Linked DNA regions of Homo sapiens: region 2 is linked to region 1. A link is a loop called in an ENCODE intact Hi-C map of the cell type or tissue named here. Cell type or tissue: IMR-90. All regions are shown on one strand. Links, peaks and the distances in the headings refer to the core of each region. The heading gives the core; the rest is flanking DNA. Region 1 has its middle 54 kb from the start of FENDRR. Region 2 overlaps LINC01081 (long intergenic non-protein coding RNA 1081).

The links. A loop is a pair of places that touch in the nucleus more often than their neighbours do. Peaks named below come from ENCODE experiments on the same cell type or tissue, not always from the same donor. Only the 100,000 strongest peaks of a DNase experiment are listed, where the experiment ranks them.
Region 2: it touches region 1 in a loop (3-fold over the local background); 1 of 110 quality-filtered maps calls a loop at or near these places.

What each region holds. Positions count from the first base shown.
Region 1 is chr16:86,453,557-86,456,469 of GRCh38, reverse strand. No RefSeq gene overlaps it. Among named protein-coding and RNA genes, the nearest start is that of FENDRR, 54 kb to the left of the region's middle. In IMR-90, for the core only: no CTCF peak of the experiment used is centred there; a DNase peak (open chromatin) is centred at 1,109; H3K27ac peaks cover 1,752 bases.
Region 2 is chr16:86,251,101-86,254,013 of GRCh38, reverse strand. The region is part of intron 3 of LINC01081 (long intergenic non-protein coding RNA 1081); the gene reads left to right. Among named protein-coding and RNA genes, the nearest start is that of LINC01081, 34 kb to the left of the region's middle. In IMR-90, for the core only: a CTCF peak has its summit at 1,163 (motif pointing left); DNase peaks (open chromatin) are centred at 1,283 and 2,143; H3K27ac peaks cover 1,463 bases.

The DNA of each region.
Region 1 (2,913 bases), core at 123-2,622:
GCTCTGCAGATCAGCCCCTGGAGATGCACCAGGACAGCCTGAGCCCTGCTGGAGGACAGCGTCTGACTGCAGGGGTTCCTTTTAAGAAAAGCAACCAGAGGGCACATTTCTTTGAGGCCGTATCGTGTTGGGCAAAACTATGAAATGCTTATTAACGTTTGAAATTTCATAATTATTTTTGATTAAAAAAGATGTTCTGCAAAGCGATGTCTGTTTCCCATAACTGGCGAGCGTTCCCCAGATGGCCATTCAGCCACCTCAAGAATTAATGTTTTCATGACCCACGACCGCTTTTTCGTGGAGGAGTGTCTCTCCTACAGGTTGCTCCCCAGGATGAGAACAATAAAAGCAAATCTATAACAGCAAAGGCCCGAGGTTAATGTCTTTAACAAGATAATGTTACTTAAGGGAACTGTAACGCAAATCATTCTGAAATTCCATATATTCGCTGCAGCTCCGAAACCAGCTGCACGTGCTGCCGGCGTGTCTGGCCATGGAAAGGCTTGCTTTGTAAGTTACTTATTTTGCTCATGTGTCAGCCTGTTAGTTTAATACTGTAATCACTCAAAATCCCCGTAAGATGTGCGGAAGGTCGTGGATGTGGCTGCGGAAGTTCTTGCACGTCAAGCTGTGTGCTGCCTGCTGTGTTTCCCAGATTCATTGATGCTGATGATCCAGTGGAAGTGAGGCCTTCCCAGGGTGGCTTTCCCCTGCACGAGTGTGAGGTGACACAGGCGCCCACTGAGCTCGCGTTATCATGGTAGGGAATCTGAGCATGACAACCAAAATATTCAGCTCACCAAGCAGATGTTTTGGCTATGCAGTGCCAAACATCTGGCCCTTTGGAAACGGGGAGGGTTGATGGAAATCTTCAGGTTTAATCTAGATTTTGGCATCAGGTAAACACAGGCTCACACTCTGGTAGGTAAATTCAACTTATCACGGATGTGATATTTCTTGAAATCATATGTACTCAACTCAAACCACGCTCATCAGAGCAAAATCTCAGTCACTGAGCAGAAGAGTACGGGAAAGGAGAGAGCTGTTTAAATGTTCGTGCTGTGAGCAGAAACACATCACCGTGCTTTCCTGGCACCCACGTCACCATGACTCAGACGTCATGGTAGGCCAAGACAAAAAAACCCACCTCATGTTGGAAAATGTAAATTCAAGCCATGTGGGATAGCGCTGCACACTCACCAGGACGGCTGTAATAAAAGAGATCAGCAAGTGTGCCGAGTAATGGCGGGGACCTGGGGCAGGAAGGACTTACAGCCACCAGGCCATTACAGTGCAGGGTGAGCAGGGCCATTGTGGAGCTGGCACTCAGGATTGGGAGAGGCATAGATGGCCCTAGAGCACAGCCCAGGATCTTTTGGATGCCCGGTTTCAATCGTTGTGTCGTCCCTTTTAAAAACAGTCCAGGGCCGGGCACAGTGGCTCATGCCTGTAATCTCAGCACTTTGGGAGGCCGAGGTGTGTGGATCACCTAAGGTCAGGAGTTCAAGACCATCCTAGCCAGCATGGCGAAACCCCGTCTCTACTAAAAATACAAAAATTAGCTGGGTGTGGTGGCACGTGCCTGTAATCCCAGCTATTCTGGAGGCTGAAGTAGGAGAATCACTTGGACCCAGGAGGCGGAGGTTTCAGTGAGCCAAGATGGCACCACTGCACTCCAGCCTGGGTGACAGAGTGAGACTCCATCTCAAAACAAAACAAAACAAAACAAAAAACAGCCCAGCAAGCACTGTTGGCTGCCAAACGCATCACTCATGCTTAAGTGCCATCTTCTGTTCCCGCCTCTGCTATCAAGGCAGGGAAGGTGAATGCCCTTTCCCAGCCTTCCTCTTAGCTGGAAAGGCCACAGACTTTGGTTCTGAGTTCTGGCCACTGAGACTTAAGAGACACATGCTAGGGAAACCTCTAGAAAAGCTTCAGCTTTGTGTGTGTGTGTGAGAGAGAGATTGAGAGATTGCTAATGCTGGCCCTTTTTCTCTTTCTCCTTCTGGAATGCAGAGGTACTGTCTGGAGCTGTGGCTGCCATTTTGCAACAAGAGGAAAAGGCAGGAAAATGTTCAAGGTGCTGATTCTCACATCCCCAAGCCCCTGGACCAATGCCAGCAGCCATCTATTTCCAGGAGTCAAATATGAACATATCCTGGATGATTTGGCCCCTCCAAGCCTTGCAGCCTCATCCATTCAGTTTTTTCTCTGGCTCTCTGCCTTTTGGACACATTGACTATCCTAGCCTCTTCAGACACGCTGTTTTTTTCCTCCTCTGCTTTCAACTCCGCATGGGCAGTTTCCCTTCCTGCATAGCATGCTTTTTCTCCCTCCTCCTCTTATTTAAGCTCTCCTCTTTCTTCAGGCATCACCTCCTCCAGAAAACCTTCTCTGGTCTGGCAGATGAGGCCATTTCCTCCAATTGCACACCCTTGTAGCACAATGCACCTCCTGTTCCCTGCTGCAATATTTTGTGGAGTTATTTGGGCCAATGTCTGTCTCCTCTGCTAGATCATGAGTTCCACGGAGGCAAAGGCTGAGCCTGGTTCACTCAAATTGTAGCCTGGAGTGAAGAATAGTGACTGGCACAGAGTAGGCATTCAATACACAGTAGATGAATGAATGAATAAATAACATAAAGCATGTGAAAGACACATAGCAAAAGGTGATGGTAGAAAGTAGATAGAACCCAGGCTGTTCAGAGCCTTCTAGGTCCTGGTGTGGAGCCTGGATATTCCCCTGAGGGTGATGGGGAGGTGGGGGTGGGGGTTGTGAGCAGGGAGATGATGTAATGAGATTTTCCTAGCAATGAGGTTACTCCTTGTATTAGTCTGTTCTCATGCTGTGAATAAAGACATACCCAAGACTGGGTAATCTATAAAGAAATAGAGGTTTAATAGACTCATAGTT
Region 2 (2,913 bases), core at 1-2,500, 200 kb after region 1:
TGCTATCTTTAATACCAAGCAACATAACCACTTTGAGGCTCAGCTTCTCCATCACTAAAATAGACACCATAGAATAGTTAGTAAAATATTATGATGATTAAATACTTAGTACAGGTTAGCACATGGGAAAGGTTCAAAGTGATAGCTGTCATTATCATCATAAGGAGTGTTTATTTCATCCTCACTATTTAAATAATGTACATCAGTCAGGAAAATAGAAACAACACCAGCCTTGTGTTGGGGGACGGGGCTGAGGGGTAAAAGTCGTCATCACATAAAATTTGCTATTTTCTGGCTGGGCGTGGTGGCTCATGCCTGTAATCCAAGCTCCTTGGGAGGCCAAGATGGGCAGATCACCTGAGGTCAGGAGTTTGAGACCAGTCTGGCCAATGTGGTGAAACCCAGTCTCGACTAAAGATAAAAAAATTAGCCAGGCGTGGTGGCACATGCCTGTAATCCCAGCTACTTGGGAGGCTGAGGCAGGAGAATCGCTTGAACCCGGGAGGCGGAGGTTGACATGACCAGAGATTGCTCCATTGCACTCCAGCCTGGGCGACAGAGTGAGACTCCATCTCAAAAAAAAAAAAAAAGAAAAAAAAAAAAAATTTACTATTTTCACCATTTTTAACTACAATTTGGTGGCATTAAGTACATTCACATTATTGTGCACCCATCACCATTATTCATCGCTATAGCTTTTTCATCTTCCCAAACTGAAGCTCGATACTCATTAAACATATCAGTTATTTTAACACAGAGAATTTAATATAAATATGTTTTAAAATCTAGTTATTGGAACACTGAAAAGAGGCAAAAGGGAACTTTAAGATACTGCAGAGGCAAGAATTACAGATGGACTCAGCTAACACCTCCAGGGCTAGGACGACAAAGGGAAGAGGTTGAGGTTAGGAGAATTTGGGAGCTTGGAGGAGGGGTCCTATGGAGGTAAGACCCAGACCCTCGAGGAAACAAAGCTAAGCAGCTGAGGCTGGCGTCTCTGAAGGGTGGGGGTGGAGGGGTGCAGCATGGATGGGGGAAGAGATTCTGGAAAGTGGAACCAGCTGCTTCTGACAAGGTGAAACCCATTGATGCTGGGATGCTGATGGGAGGGGAAGGAGCTCGGCTCTCCTGCCTTCTCCTGCGTTGCCCTCTAGCGCCCCCTATTTGTGTAACCAAACAGGGAGCAGCTGGCAATGGTGAAGTGGGGTTGCCCAGCCCCACTGGAGCATCACTATGCAAAGAACAGAAGGACAGTGTATGAGGGCCCGGGGACTGCCGTAACAAAATACCATGACCTGGGTGACTCACAGCAACAGAAACGTATTCCCCCACATTCTAGAGGCCAGAAGTCCAAAGTCAATGTGTCAGCTCCCTCTGAGTGCTCTAGGGGAGAATCCTTCCTGCCTCTTCCAGCTCCTGGTGGCTCCAGGCTGTCCTTGTCTTGCGGCTGCAGTGCTCCAATCTCTGTCTCCATCCTCTTGTGGCCTGTCCCCTCCCTGTGCATCTCTTCTTCTTTTAAGGACTCCAGTATTCCCCAATACTGAATTGGGGCCCATTCTAATTCCCACTGCAGATGGTTCTGGAGCTGAGAGACAAGAGCTTTATAACCAGCACAGGCATTGTTCTGAAACTCAGGTGATAGGGCCCACATCTACTTACACAAGGCACGCAGGACTTTCAGTGCCTCTGTTTCCCCGTCTGTAAAATAGGGGATTGGATTAGCAAACAAGTGAAGATCAACTATGTGCAAAGGCTCCAGGCCACATGTGCCAAATATGAGAGAGCAAGGCCCAGTTCCTGCTCTCCAGGTGCTTCGGGTGAACAATGGCAGCTCCGAGTGAGCAGTGCAGGTGACCTCAAGGGAAGGGAGCTTGGGGAAGGTCCACGCCATGTGGGCATTGCAGGATGCCTGGGTGAAAACCCCTGTTTGTTTGACCTAGTGGAGGACAAGAGCCACCCAGCTGGGTGTGGATGGATGTGTGGATTTATAGGATCGCCATGCCTTTCCCGAAGCTTTTTGATGGAATTGAGGGATCCCAGACGGGGCACAGAACTCACACGCACAGTGCTTGAAGTGGTTTTCAAAGGACAGGCTGCAGCTTCCATATTCATCTGACTGAGAGTAATGTAAACTGCCTCCCTCACTAGAGCTACAGTTTATTTGTACAGTTTGGGCCATTTCTGTAAACATTTGACCCATTTCGAAATCCAATCCAAAAGGAAAGCAAATGAGGGCTTTTATATTGTGCAATGGAATTCACGATCGACGGCGGTAACATTTTACCTATTGCAATGTATTGAATGCTGCATTCAAGAAGTAAGATAAAGGAATTTTTAAACATCTCAAAACTCAGGGAGAAAAAAAATGCATGTATTCATGAAGAGTAAAGAGGTATGAGACTAAACGTCCCCCACAGGTGGGGGAATGGGGTTCTCTTTACCATCACGGCCCCACGAAGACAGCACAGGGCTCAGTAAATCTTGGATGGATGGGAAACCCCAGCGACAGAGTCAGGAACCTTCATTGGAGTCAGAGTAAGGGGCACCCAGATGAGCAGGTCTCCAGATGAGAAACACAGCTCTGCTTCATTTCAAAACACGGATGAATCCTTTCTAGTTGTGCCTCCTGCTTTTCTTGTCCACTAAATCATGCTGTCACTATGCCAGGGACCTTGTTAAGGAAAAGCAATGCAATTTTCAAATGAAATAAGTAATTGCTACCAACTTATGTTTTTTAAGAAATATATAGATTTTTTATAAAGCGGGACTTGCTACAGCTAATATAGGGAGAGAGAGAAAAGGAGAGGGAGGAAGATAGAGGAGGGAGAGAGAGCAGGGGAGGGAGGGAGCAGTCACACTGTAAGCATATGCATAACAGATTACTGGTTTTGAAATTATTATTGTGTTGTTACA